Linked DNA regions of Homo sapiens: all the other regions are linked to region 1. The links are chromatin contacts, found by Hi-C or POLR2A ChIA-PET in ENCODE. All regions are on one chromosome and are shown on one strand. The core of a region is the stretch at or near the end of the contact, and the rest is flanking DNA. Distances in the headings are between cores, read along the strand shown.

Region 1 (4,473 bases), core at 951-3,450:
AACTACCTGCCCTTCTAAATCATATACTGTTTTTTTATAACTCATATTACTAGCTGCATTCTGTTGAATTGTATGACTACTTGCTTGTTGTTTCTCCCATTAGAGTATAAGCCCCTTGAGGACAGGGACCTTGTGTGTTGTTTGGTGCTATATTCTCTGCAACTGCTTGAATATTATTGGCACTCTATAACTATTCTTCCACTCATTTATTCTGCAACTCTGGCAGATGAAAAGATAAATAAGTATGCAAAACACAGAGGATTTTTAGGGCAGCAAAACTATTCAGTATGACCTTATAATTAGGTGGATCCATGTCATTATACATTTGTCAAACCCGTATAATGTACAACACCAAGATCATCCATAATGTAAACCACCCACTTTGAGCGCCAATGGTGTGTCAGTGGTGCGGGATGTTGGTGGGGAAGGCTATGAAGTAAGTAGAGGCAGGAAGTATTATGGGAACTGTCCATACTTTCTGCTTAATTTTACTATGAACCTACATTTTCTCTTAAAAAATAGTCTATTTAAAAGGAAAAAAATTCATTAATATATATTAAAAGTATTAACCCATTAGTTTTCTCCTATTTTGTATTGTAATAATTTTTATTGACAAGAAGTTTAATAAAATTTTACTGTTTAGAAAAAAAAAGATAAATAAGAGAAAGACTCTCTTCCCTTCGGGGTTTGATCCATCTCAGGAATTAGCCACTGCCTGGTCTTCCTGAGCAAATCTTTCCAGGACCTCATCTCCCTGTGCTGTCACTGTGGGATGGACGCTCAGCTCTCTAACCCAGCACTTGGGCTTTGTGGGAGCCTAGTTGATGTGTACAAAATGAATTGAACTGAATTGGGCATAGCACCAGACACGGACCAGATACTAAGTAGGTACAATATTTATTCAGTGATTGGAACTTCTAGGGAGAATTCTGTCTCAGATTTGTGTCATCCGTCCCCATGTGAACTCTAGTACCCTAATCTTCCTGCATGTGGATTCTTCTGGACCTGCCACTGGATTCCAGAGCAGACCTTCTTACTACCACCTCCACTATTGCCCCAATTCCCTAGCTTCCTCTTCTGCACACTGGTGATTCCCAAACAGGCTTGAGGAGAGCAAGGTAAGGAGGCTCTGGTGGTGACCAGGCTTCAGGAATGGCAACAGTGCAGCTGCTCCTGGTCCCAGAATGGCATCCATTCCTCCACCCCTCTGCTAGTGCCCCTCGGAGATTGGCATGTTCATTTAATAAGATGACTTTTAATGGAAACAACCTGAAAGTCCCAGCCAGGTCTAAACCACCAGCATACGGGCCAGGCCAGGTAAGAGATAGGAGAACAAGTCCTCCAGAAACTGTTTAAGAGTTTTTGCAGGCCGCGGGTTCAGCAAGGGGAAGTGGACTTGGCCTCCAAAGCAGCGAATGTGGCCTCAGGCTAAGCTAACAGAGGTGGAACCTTGGGGACTATGTGTGCATCTTGGTGGGCCCTTCATCTCTGGACCTCAGCCAGCTCTGGGTACCATACTTCTAGAGGGATGATGATGACTGAGAATCTGCTGAGGGGGCCCTGGTAGGCAATGGGGACAAGCTACCAGGTCATACAGAGGGAGGAGGTATCACCAGGATTGAAGAAATCTTGGAGGACAGGAGAGCAACACCTGAAGGGATTCAGATCCGAAGGTGCTGTGTGCATGCCCTTGCTGCTCCATCTGCCAGGGCCACCTTTCTTTTGGCAGCACCAGGCTCCACAGCAGACCTGCTGGTCCACAGCCTCACTCTTGTACCACATCACAGGGTGTGCTTGCTTCTGGACCTCTCCCAGCCTGTTTCCTCATCCACAGAGTGTGACCAAAATATCTTCTTCCCAGAGCTGTTAAATGAGATGGGTGATACAAAAGCCCATAACGCCATATGTGATCATAGTAGGCCCTCAAGAGGGTTAGTTTCTCTTTCTGCCCCCTCTCGCAAGGCAGCCAATAAGCCCAGAAAGCCAGCAGTTCTGAGAGAACACAGAATTCAGAAAGACAGTCTGTAGGGAGGATTTCAGTTGTTTATAAAACAGGCCAACATGTTTCCACCTTGTAAGTTCTAAATCCGTCATCATAGCTCCCTAGATCTAAGAATAGTCACCCACTGGAGCCAACGTGCCACAGCACGCTCTCACTGCAGGTGACTGAGGAAATGTGTCCACAGCAGCCTCAGCAGCCTCCTACTCCTGGGGCTGGGGGTGGGGAGGGCTGGCCTCTGCCTGTCCCAGCTTGGCTGTTTCTGAACCGCACCCAAATGCAGTTTTCTCTTCCATGCAGTGTTGATCCAATACGTGCCTCACTGGGCTGCTGTCAGATGAGGTGCCTGCAGTGATGCCAGGGGGTGGTTGAGAGGAGCGGGGAGGTAGGCCAGTGGGGACCTTTGCATGGCATTGCCCCACTGTGGGCCTCAGTTTCCTCCTATGTAGAGGGAAAGTGATTGACAGAGAGAACTGGGCAACCTTTTGAGCAAGGGGGTTCTAGAAGAGGTTCCAGAGCAGTCCTAGCCTTGCAGCTTAGAACCCATCAATTCAACACACTTATTTATCACTTGAGCCAAGGCCTTTCTTTTGTCTGGTTTGAAGGAGCCAGCCTGGGGAGCGTGTATCTGCCCACTCTCCTCTTCTGTGTCCACCTTCCTTCTCTTTCTTACACACTTCCATATCCACACACACCACCACACAAATTCTCCAGGATTGGAAGGACTTTTGGTTTGTCTCAGCCCAGCCTCTGCCCACTGTGGGACTGTCCTGGGGGCTCAGGACCTGTGGCAGAGCACCAGCTATGTTCCAGAGCAGTCTTCCAGTCATTGCAGCGTTCTTCCTGATAGCGAGCTACAATTGCCGTGCCCATGGCTGCTGCTTTCCACATCCATGGGTTCCCTTTTGGCCCTCTAAGAGAGAAGAAGCAGCTCCATTCTCTCACTGCCATTCATTCATTTGTCCTTTCATTCACACAACAGCATTGAGCGCTAACCTATGCCAAGCACTGTTTCAGGTACTGGGATATAGCAGCAAACAAAACAGAGTACCTAACTCTCAAAGAGCTTGTGTTTTGTTAGGAGAGAGAGATCATAAAATAAATAAACTGTAAAAAAAAAATGAAGAAAAATAGAGCAGGTGAAGAGATAAGACGGGAGTAGGGGTAGACTGCTATTTCATATAAAGTTGTCAGGGAAGGCCTCTCAAATAAGGTGGGACTCTCACAAATACCTGAACAACATGAAGGAATGAACCTGTGGCTGTCAGGGCCAAGAGCATTCCAGATAGCAGGAACAATAAGTGCAAAGGTCCTGAGGCAAGTACTGTTTGAGGAACAGTAAGAAAGTCAGTGTCACTATGGTGATGTTAGCAGAGTGGATCATGATAGAACATGATGTTAGAGAAGGAGCTGGAGACCCGCTGTTGTTTATTCTGAGTAACAGGAGAAGCCACTGAAGGATTCTAAACAGTGCAGTGCCTTGTCTGACATAGGTTTTAACACAATCACTCAAGTTGCTGTGTGGAGAATAGAACATACAGGGAAACAGAGGCAGCAGAGAGACCAGTTGGGCAGCCCTTGAGGGGTGATGGCACTGGTGAGAAGTGGCCAGATCCTGGCTGTATTTTGCACATTACCTTCCCCAAACCCTTTTTCCACAGGCCCTGCCCTTTTCTTACCTGGTGGACAGCCACAGCCTCCTTGCTGGCCTCCTTGCCTCCAACCCTCACCCCCCATCTACTCCTCTCACCTCATTCTCAGGGCTGCTGTGGATCTTGGTGTGAAGGGGACCCTAGGCCTGTCTGTTTTCCCACATACAGCCTTCTCTGAAGCAATGTGGGCCACAAACCTGAAACATCCCCAGAGTAATCCTGTGGGTGAACAGCCCCACTTTTGATTCTGGAGTAGCTTCTTTCTGCTGCCTCAGCTCCTGCCTCGAGGGTATCCTTGGCCCTGGAGAGTGATGGATGGACTAATTCCTGAAAGGGCCTGTTTTAGTCCATGTTTTGCTGCTATAACAGAATACCACAGACTGGGTAATTTATAAAGAAAAGAGATTTATTTAGCTCAATAAATGGTTCTGGAGACTGGGAAGTCCAAGATCACAGGGCCACATCTGGGGAAGACCTTCTTGCTGCATCATAACATGGCAAAAGGGCAAGCAAACATTCAAGAAAGAGAGAAAAAGAGACCAAACTCCCACGATAATTAACCCATTCCCACAGTGACAGCATTCATCCATTCATGAGGGCAGAGCCCTCATGACCTGATTGCCTCTTAAAGGTCCCGCTTCTCAACACTGTTGCATTGGGGATTAAGTTTCCAACACCTGTACTTTTGGGAACACATTCAAACCATAGCAGGGCCCAACACTGACAGTGCCTGTGTCCTCTGCCAGGCCCAATAGGACCATCATCCTCATAGCCATTCTCATGGCCATTCTCTGCATGGCCTCCTGGGTCAGTGTCTCCTAG
Region 2 (4,473 bases), core at 997-3,496, 45 kb after region 1:
ATCGGGGCACCCTGGAGCTCAGTCCTTGCTCCTCTTCTTCATCTACACTCACATCCTTAGTGGTTAACCCAGTTTTATGACTTAAAGGCCACCATCATTCAAATACCCATAAACAGCACACTCTCAAAGGCTTATCTCCAGCCCAGCCCTTCCCCTGAACTCAGGACTCCAGCATCCAACTCCCTGGCATCTCCAGATGGAATTCTACCAGCTCTTTCAAACTCAACACGTCAACTGAACTCCTGTGCCACCCCCACCCCCTGCAGCCTCTCCATCTCATGAGAGAGTGTCTCCATCCTTCCAGGACATTCTTGCCAAAAACCTTGGAGTCATCCTTGACACATCTCTTTCTGTCACATCTCACATTTAATCTGTAAGGAAATCCTCGTGGCTCTGCTTGAAAAATAGACCCAGCATCTGAGCCCTTCCCATCACTGCTGTGACCACCCATGTCCCAGCCATCATCCTTTCCCCCCGGGTCATGGTAATAGACCAGTCTCTTAACTGGTCTCCCAGGTTCCAACATTCCTGGTGCGCTAGGACTGTTTTCAACACAGCTTTTAAAACATGAATCGAACTGTGTCATTTCTCTGCTCAGAATCCTGCACTGGCGCCCTATTTCTCTCAGAGGAGGAGCAAAGGTCTTCTCAATGGCTTGCAGATCCGACTTGATCTGGTCATCCATTATCTCCCCAAACTCCTCCCTGCTACCATCATCTTCACATCTGCCTCCTCAAACATGTTCCTCAAATATGCCAGACACACGCCTGCCTCCATGCTCTTGCACTGGCTGTTCCTTCTGCCTAGAACGCCTTTCCCCAGGTACGCCTATGGCTTACCCCTTCACTGCCTCATGGCACCCCAAGAGGGTGCTTCTGACCACCCTATTTCAAGTCTCAACCAACACCTCCAGTAAGGAAAATCTGGTTTTCCTTACTCTGCTGTTCCCCCCAGCACAGATCATCTAAGATGCCAACTTTCCTCAGCTTTATCAAGGTATAATTTACCTATAAGAAAATAAGAAAATTGAGGTTTAGAGTGGTTAAGATGTGCGAGAAAATCCCACGTAACTCAGAAGTGGCAGCAGGATTTGAAATCAGGTCTCTGTTGTAAGTATCCAGTTGGCTGCGTGTTGGCATTGACACTGTCTAATTTACTTAGTGTTCATGTTTGTTGTTTGACTCTCTTCCCCCTCTAGAATGTAAGGTCCATGAGGTGGCTGAATCTGAGGGTCAGGGTGGCCCTGCCTCAAAGACCCAGCCAAACACTCCAACTAGTAGGGGAAAGGAGGCTCCTTCCTCCAGGAAATGGGGAGCACAAGCATAGGTTTCCTCTGTGGAAAGAAGGTCGTGGACATGGGTCCTATGTCCACTTGCCTCACTCCCTCTAGTTGCATAATGGGCACAATGGTTTACTCCCTGCAGCCTCCTTCAGAAGTGAGCCCCCGGCGGCTGGTGCTTGCTGCCCCTTGTCAATATGGGCAGTCACTGATTCAATGATACCACATCTGCGTCTACCCTGGCAATGTACACAATCGTTGATTTCAGAGTTGCATTTACATGGGCACTGACCACAGTAACGGAAGCGCTACACTGGTAAAAAGATAATCTCCATACACCAATCTGTGACTCAACCAGCCATAGACATGATCACTGATCTTTCAGCTATGCTCTCATTGGCAATGGGCATCCTTGATCTTTGCACAGAGTGTTTATTACACTGGCAGTGGGCACAGTGATTGAGAGCAGAGCCGTATCTACACTGGCAATGAGTGCATTCATTGAAAGCAGACTCATGTCTACACTGGCAGCAGGCACAATCACTTTCATCTCCTTGACAATGGGCACAATCAGTGAACAAAGGCCTGAATCCCCACCAGCCATGAACATGAGTGATGCATGTCATTCATGGAGAGTGCGCACAAGGTCACAGAGTTCCTTTCCAGAGAGAGGGCAGATACATCCTTCCCTCCCAGCAGACAGGCCAGCTGAAGGCGCTCATGATGTAGTCCAACAGCCTGAGTCCTGTCTACGGGGCAGAACTGGCACTGGATTGTGGAATTCAAAACCTGGATGCGGGCACTGGAGTGGCGAATCTGGAATCTGGGCATCGGAATTGGAATCTGGGACACATGGTGAGGAGATGAGACCATGTCTATTCCCAGCGTCTTGAGATCACTCAAGGTGAGGAGAGACTCAGGCTGTGTGACTCCCATTGCCACCCGCCCCCTCCCCACCCCCCACGCCGGGGCCTGGCCCAGCCAGCCTGGGCTTAAAAAAGCACCAGGAAATGTCAATTTCTTTTTGAAGAGGCGCAATGGGAGGAGATGGCCCAGGCAGTTTAGCGGCTGGTTTATTCAAAGGTCGGGAACGATGACAGGACCTTCAAATCCTGAAGATTGTTTTGTACCCAGGCTAGACCCAAGTCCCTTCCCTGGCAGATGGAACCCTGCCTAGTGCCGGCCAGAGGCCCCAGCCTGACTGACAGCCCAGCCAGGGATCTGACTGATGTGTGACTGCATGATTCCTGTGGCTGTCCAAGCCGGGACCAGGACTGTAGCCTGAGCATTCTCCAGGCTCCAGACTCCAGCTGCCTGGGGCTCAGGGGCTGCAGCTTGACCAGGCACCACCTGCTATGCTAGGCCACTGTGCTAGGATGGCTCAAGGTGGCAGCCTTGGGCTCCGGCCACTGACTACTGACTGGCATGGGACAATGCCTGCTCCTTGCTGCCTCTCTGCACTGCCGTTTCCCCATCTGCAAAATGAGGGGTGGCCCAGACACCTTCGGGTTCCTGTTCTATCTCTGGAATCCCTGTGTTACCCACAAGAACATCTAGATCTTATCGGAGACACAGCCTGCATGCAAGTCAACGGAGGGTGAATTCCTCCTGAAAGAAGAAAGCTCTGAGGACCTTCAGCCACCCATCTATGCAGCTTTCATTCATTTGTTCATTCATTCCATCATCAAACATTTACTGAATGCCTATTATGCACCAGGCACTACTTTTCACAACCATCTCCAGAAATAAGAGTGCAGAACTGGGCACACAGTAGGTACTCAACAGTAATGATGAAGGCAGCTACCACGTACTGACACATTCTGAGCCAGGCCTATTCTAAGCGCTCTGACATGCCCCCATCTCATTTACCTTTACACCACTGGTCCACAAGGTGGCCACCACCCCAATTTTATAAAGAAGGAAACTGAGGCTCAGAGAGGTTAAGTTGTCCATGGTCATACAACCGGGAAGTGAGGGAGGTAGAATTTGAAACCCAATTTTGTCTGACTCCAGAACACATGCACTTAACCACTCTACTGGCCCCCTGACAAACATTTATTGAATGACTGAGTAAATAAATGATAAAGCTTTGCATTGGTGCAAGTATGCATTCATGTGTGTGCAAGGCCATGAGTTTGCACGAGGGTGGGGAGCCTGTGTGTGCAGATGTCTGCATGTTTGCATGTGGAGCTTTTTTATGGGAAGACGTTCCCTTGTTGTCTTAGTCTTGTGTGTGCTGGAGCTATACTTAGCTGCAGCCGTGACTGTAATGAGCAGTTAGCGGCACACCAGCCACTCTCATCGGGACCTGGTTTCCCAGGGAGATCGCCGGGCCAGTGTATATGTGTGGGGGGTGCAGCTTGGTGCTGGGGAATGCTAGATCAGGGCTTTGGAGGGAGCCTGGAGCTCACAGTGCTGTGCCTTGTGCAAATGGAGAGACTTAGCTCCAGCTGGAAGAATCTGCTCCAGGCCAGAAGCATCTAAGCATCCAGGCTCCACCAAGCTCAACATTGGCCACCTATGCCTGTGGTCCCTTCACTGGTCCACAAGCAATTAGAACTAAAGCCTTGGAGTTCATGGCTAACACCTGGGGGTTGATAGCAAAAAGCGGTGGGAAGATGGTCGATCCTGGTATACCTGAGCCAGGGTCTTCTGCGGCCTCAGGAGGGCCCCCTCCTCAGCACCTTCTCTGCAGCTGGTGAAGCTGCACTGCCTCCTTGAACACATCCTGCCTGAGCTATCAGAGGTTCTCACTCACCAAGGCTGGGGACCTGAGGAGGAAGAGAGACCTCCCTACTCCGGAGCAGACTGAAACCACAGACTCTCTCACACAGCCTAGGGTTCAAAGGGCAATCCCCCACTCACTGACTGCCCTTCAGGCTTTGGCCAGAGGCAGGTCTGGAAAACCACAGGTCCTGAGGGCTTGCCGGCCACATGACTCTGCCTGGAACTTCTTTCCAGCCTGGTCCTGGTTCTCTGCCATCAGGGACTCTCACCTTTGAGAGTGGGCCAGTCCCTCAGCCCAGTCTCTGTCCCCAGCTCCCAGCTCTCTCACTCCACAAACCATCCCACCTCCTGCATCTGGCAGTCCCACTTTCTGCACACATGTACTGGGCCACTCCACTCTGCCTACTGCCCTGAAGTCCATGCTTCCAAGTCCCATCGTCCAGGATGTGTTCATCCTGTGAGAGGTG
Region 3 (4,473 bases), core at 1,408-3,907, 41 kb before region 1:
GAGGTGGCAAAAATATCAACAGTTTCTGTTAGTCTAATCCAGACTCAAGAGAACCTCAGAAATACTATTAGAAAGGGACCTGTTATGATTGCTTGGAATAAACTCAGTGAATAGCTGCGGTGTATTATTCATTCAGCAGATTTTTATTGACTATCTACTATGTTTCAGGCCTTATGCTAAAAGCTGGAGATACTATGATGATAAAACAGACATGATCCCTCACCCTCAAGGAGCTTAAGTCTTATGGAAGGACTCAGACACTGTTAAAAAAAAAAAATTGCACCAGTCATGCAAAATTACAGACTAGGATAAATGCTACGAAAGAAAGGGACAAGGTACTATGAGAATGTATGATAGGGGTCCTCACTTACTTCACATGATCAAGGATAGCTTTGCTGAGGAATTGACATCTGAGCTGAGATCTGAAGGATCACTAGGAGTTATAATTAGATGAAAGGAGTGGGTAGGGTGGAGAGAAAGCTTTCTAGGCATATGGACAAATATGGCCCCCATGGTGAGAGGCAGCTTAGCGCTTTCAAAGAAGTGAGAAGGTCAATATGATTTGAGTACAGAGAAAAGGCTGGAGGGGGAGATTAGGTTCTTGCAGGCCATGTGAAGAGTTTCTTTTCTTTTTATTCTAAGCTCATAGTAATCATAGAAGGATTTGAAGCAGAGGTGGTTATGTGTATGTTACTCATGGGGAGGGCATTATGCTCAATTTGACATTTACAAGAGATCTTTCCAACAATGGCCTTGAGAATTGATGGAGGGTGCAAAAGTGGATGTGGCAAAACCAGTTAAGGAGCTTTTGCAATGGTCCCAGTAAGAAATCATGCTGGATAGAGTGAGAGAAGTAACAGTGGAGATAAGAAGGACAACATGGTTTGAGATATTTAGCAGGTAAAATTAGCAGGACTTGATGATGGATTGAATGTAGCTGTGAGGAAAAGAAAGATGTGAAGCATAAGCCCCAGGTTTCTGGGTGCATAAGTGGGAATGGCCCTGCCATTCGCTAAGCTAAAAATAAACAGTAGAAGGTGAACAGGTTTGGAGAGGAAGATCTGATCTGAATTTGAACACACTGCACTAGAGGTGCCTTTTAGACATCTGGGTATGGATATTCCATGCCCATGGCCACCAAGGGTAGGCCACAATGGCCTTAGGATGCCCCGAGAAATGTGACCCAGATCCAGCCTCTCTGGGGGTCAGCCTTGTTTGGTAGCTGGCCTGAGGACTCATGGTTTGCTTCCCACCCTTGTGGTTCTATTTCCTTACCAGAGTATCCTGAAAAGGGAGAATTCAGCCTAAGAAGGAACAGGAACAGTCTGGGGAGAGACTCTGCTGCTTTAGGGGAAACAATTTAGATATTGATGCATGTTGTTTGAGATGTTTTTCCAAATCTGTGATTGAGATATTTGTGTTTGACATGTGTGCTTTTATTTATTAAGATATTTGCTATTAATATATATCTACTATATGGTAGACACAATGTCAAGTCAGAAAGGACCCGTGGTACTTCAGAAGCGACAGCCCCAGAACCCATCTGGCTTTGCTGTTCTTGTGATTTTAGAGAATACTAAATCTCTAGGATGCTGAGCTGCTGACTTTTCATCAAGGGAACCTGTCCTTGAGTTCAGGGGGTTGGCTTGTCAGGGGCTTCTTCTGCAGCTGCAACTCTTCAATCTGTCTTTGGGGGCCTCTCTTCTGCAGTCTCCCTAGACAGTAACTACATCAGTTCTCCACTTTGAACAGGGCTCAGCTGGGCACTCTGAGCCACCCCACCTTACCACTGCTATGTGTTCTGGTTTGTTGCCTGAAAGCAACTCTTTGTGTCCAGGTTAGCAGGTGAGGGTGAGAGAAGTGTCAGAGGAGGTTTCGTGTCCTTCTGTAGAACAGCAGAGGAGAGCTGGACTGGCGGGCAGGAAGGGGGTGGTGGGCAGAGGTGTGACTCATCCAGCCCTGGCACCATGTGATAGGATCTGTGAATACCCATGTGAAATAGATACATGCTTTAAGAACATTTGCCTTGTGAAAATCTAAACTCACAAGCCACATGAATTTGGAACCGCGATTACCATCACAAAAGGGAGCTGGTATCCTTTAAAATATCCTGTAGTGTATCTAAAATACAGTGCAGTGAGTGATGAAATATTTATGCCAGTTTAGGCACTCAGGGGAAGCTGGCATTCTCTATGTCAGTGGAACAAAGAACTTCTTATAACTGGAGCAGATGGTGAGCCCCTGTCAGGGCAGATGTTCCTGCAGAGGCCAGGTGACCACATGTCAGGTGGGACAGAGGGACTGCTTCCCATGGTGGACTGAGAATCGCAGCTTTAAGATTCTCTGATTCTTGGCTTTGCTTTCTGTCTTGAAAAGTAAGTCTGCCTTAGGCAAATCTGCCAAGGACAGATGTGTCCTTGAAGTCAGAAGGACCTAGGCTAAATCTCAGCTCCACCTCTTCTAGCTATGTAAATTAGGCAGGTGGCTCTCTGAACCTCCCTCTTCTAGTCTATAAAATTAGGTTTATAATACCTTGCAGAGTTTTGTGTGTGAGGGTCAAATGAGTTAAGTCCAGGAGCCAACACCTCAGGATGTGAGGTGGGGAGAAGGCTTCGGAGCCTCTGATCAGCTGGCAGCCCTGTGGCATGTGCGCGTGGATGGTGTGCACATGGCTTGAGTTTGCATGCTCTGCACAGGGAGAACATTCATTGCTCCACAGAACACAAATTCAGGGCATGTGTCAGCTCACTGGCAGCCTGGGGTAGGCTGGGACACGCTGTCCTTTTTCTGCCTGAGGACTGACACCAGCTCAGCAAACAGCCCACCCATCTTAAGTTTCCCCAAAGAACTCAGTCTTCGTTACAGAGAAATCCTTTCAGGTGCTGAGAGTGGCATGTTTCTTGCAATCTGACCCCTGGAAGAATTCTGACTGTGTCCCTTTCCCATGCCAACTCTTTACTAAAGCCGATTTTATGAGGAATTATTTTTCTAATGTGTTGGATAAAATCCTAAAGTGTGTCTCTGATGGTGTCTTAGGAGGTTCACAATGTTTTTATTTTCATGGGGAGCATTAAGAGGATACAGACTAGGTTTTTGTTGGGGCAAGCATAGTCATTGTAAACTAGAGGCTGCTTGCTGCCTGCAAAATCCTTGACACCCAAGGCAAAATTCTGGCTTCATATGTCACCATCTAGCATACCTGAACCACTCCAACTTGAAGACATTTGTCCCTGTTCAGGGTATCCATCATAGTCATCACGGTTCCATCTGTGTACACAATAAAGCTCTGTATTTACCAGTTATTTTATCTGCCTAGCCTCCCTGTGGGCTCTGTAGGGCAGGGTTCTTGGCCCTTTTATTCAGATTAAGAGAACATGGCTCTGCAAGGTGCAATAGTTTGTCTTAGGTCACCCAACTAATTATTGGCAGGGCTGTTTTTCAAATCCTGGTCTTCTAAGGGGCAGCCTGACATAATGTAAACACCATCCAGCATTTACATCCCACCAATGGCACTCATGAGCTGTATGACCTTGTGCAAGCTAGTTATTATAAGTAGTTATTGATATTAATAATTAGAGTAGAATTTACAAAGCACCTGGCATGGTAGTAGGTGCTCTACACCGTATCTCGTTTTCATTCTCACACTAGACCTGTGAGAGGGGTTTTATTATTATCGGTTTTACAGATAAGCATCCTGAAATTCAGAGTGCTAAAGTAGCTTTCCCTGTCTGAGCCCCAGTTTCTCTATAAAATAAGAATATTAATATCTCCCTGGGAGGGTGATGATAAGGGCTGAATGAGATAATGTGTGTAAACTGCCCAGCACAGAGCCTGGAATAGAGGAGGTGCTCAGTCAATACTTGTTTCCTTTCCCTAGTTCCTCCTCTGACTTCTAATCTAGTGGTCTTTCTACTGCACCCCACTAAATACATTTGGAAGCTAAGGTCATGCTTAAGTCCTCTCCATAGCTCTCTCTATCACACTCTTCCCTACTGCCCAGAGGCCACTTCAAGTCTCTCTGTCAGATACCGCCTGTTTAGTTTTATGCCAGTTCAGGAAACATCATCCTTCCCTGGCATGCTGCACCCCTGACATTTGCCCCAGGGCTGTGTTCTGGACCGCTAAAGCCTACCCTGGCCTCTCTAGCCACAGGGCTTTCTTCTTTCCTAGCTTTCTCTAAGGCAAAAACAGGTTGCTTCCCTTACTTTGACATTTTACCTGGACTCTTTCGTGTTGTTATGTTGTGCTTCATGAGAGGCCACATATGGCACCCAGGTCTTCTGACTTCTAGTGTTGTGCATGCCCTGAAGGTTACTATCTTCGTCTATTTGGTGATTGTATCAAGGAATACCTAAGACTGGGTAATTTATAAAGAAAAGAGGTTTATTGGCCAGGCACGGTGGCTCACGCCTGTAATCCCAGCACTTTGGGAGGCCGAGGCGGGTGAATCACAAGGTCACGAGTTCAAGACCA

What was found. Hi-C counts contacts between places; a loop is a spot of excess contacts on that map. ChIA-PET counts read pairs that join two places held with the same protein, here RNA polymerase II (POLR2A). Pooled maps may share reads with other maps.
Region 2: a map of psoas muscle shows a loop between it and region 1 (2.1-fold over the local background). The contact joins two enhancer-like sites. A Hi-C loop is called at or near these places in 3 of 168 maps with a recorded cell type or tissue (mammary epithelial cell, posterior vena cava and psoas muscle).
Region 3: a map of gastrocnemius medialis shows a loop between it and region 1 (8-fold over the local background). The contact joins two enhancer-like sites. A Hi-C loop is called at or near these places in 7 of 168 maps with a recorded cell type or tissue (PC-3, endothelial cell of hepatic sinusoid, gastrocnemius medialis and 3 more) and 3 of 50 pooled maps. POLR2A ChIA-PET finds 5 or more read pairs at or near these places in 2 of 52 experiments (Panc1 and WTC11).

The regions. Positions count from the first base shown.
Region 1 is chr11:17,796,220-17,800,692 of GRCh38, reverse strand. All of the region lies in intron 10 of SERGEF (secretion regulating guanine nucleotide exchange factor), which reads left to right. Among named protein-coding and RNA genes, the nearest start is that of KCNC1, 64 kb to the right of the region's middle. Within about 2 kb of position 2,200, at least 6 of the 41 ENCODE cell types and tissues checked have a DNase peak (open chromatin) inside an H3K27ac peak, as active enhancers do; they include gastrocnemius medialis and psoas muscle, where a contact is called at or near this core.
Region 2 is chr11:17,751,469-17,755,941 of GRCh38, reverse strand. The region is part of intron 1 of KCNC1 (potassium voltage-gated channel subfamily C member 1); the gene reads right to left. Among named protein-coding and RNA genes, the nearest start is that of KCNC1, 19 kb to the right of the region's middle. Within about 2 kb of position 2,246, at least 3 of the 41 ENCODE cell types and tissues checked have a DNase peak (open chromatin) inside an H3K27ac peak, as active enhancers do; they include psoas muscle, where a contact is called at or near this core.
Region 3 is chr11:17,837,880-17,842,352 of GRCh38, reverse strand. All of the region lies in intron 10 of SERGEF (secretion regulating guanine nucleotide exchange factor), which reads left to right. Among named protein-coding and RNA genes, the nearest start is that of KCNC1, 110 kb to the right of the region's middle. Within about 2 kb of position 2,657, at least 3 of the 41 ENCODE cell types and tissues checked have a DNase peak (open chromatin) inside an H3K27ac peak, as active enhancers do; they include gastrocnemius medialis and psoas muscle, where a contact is called at or near this core.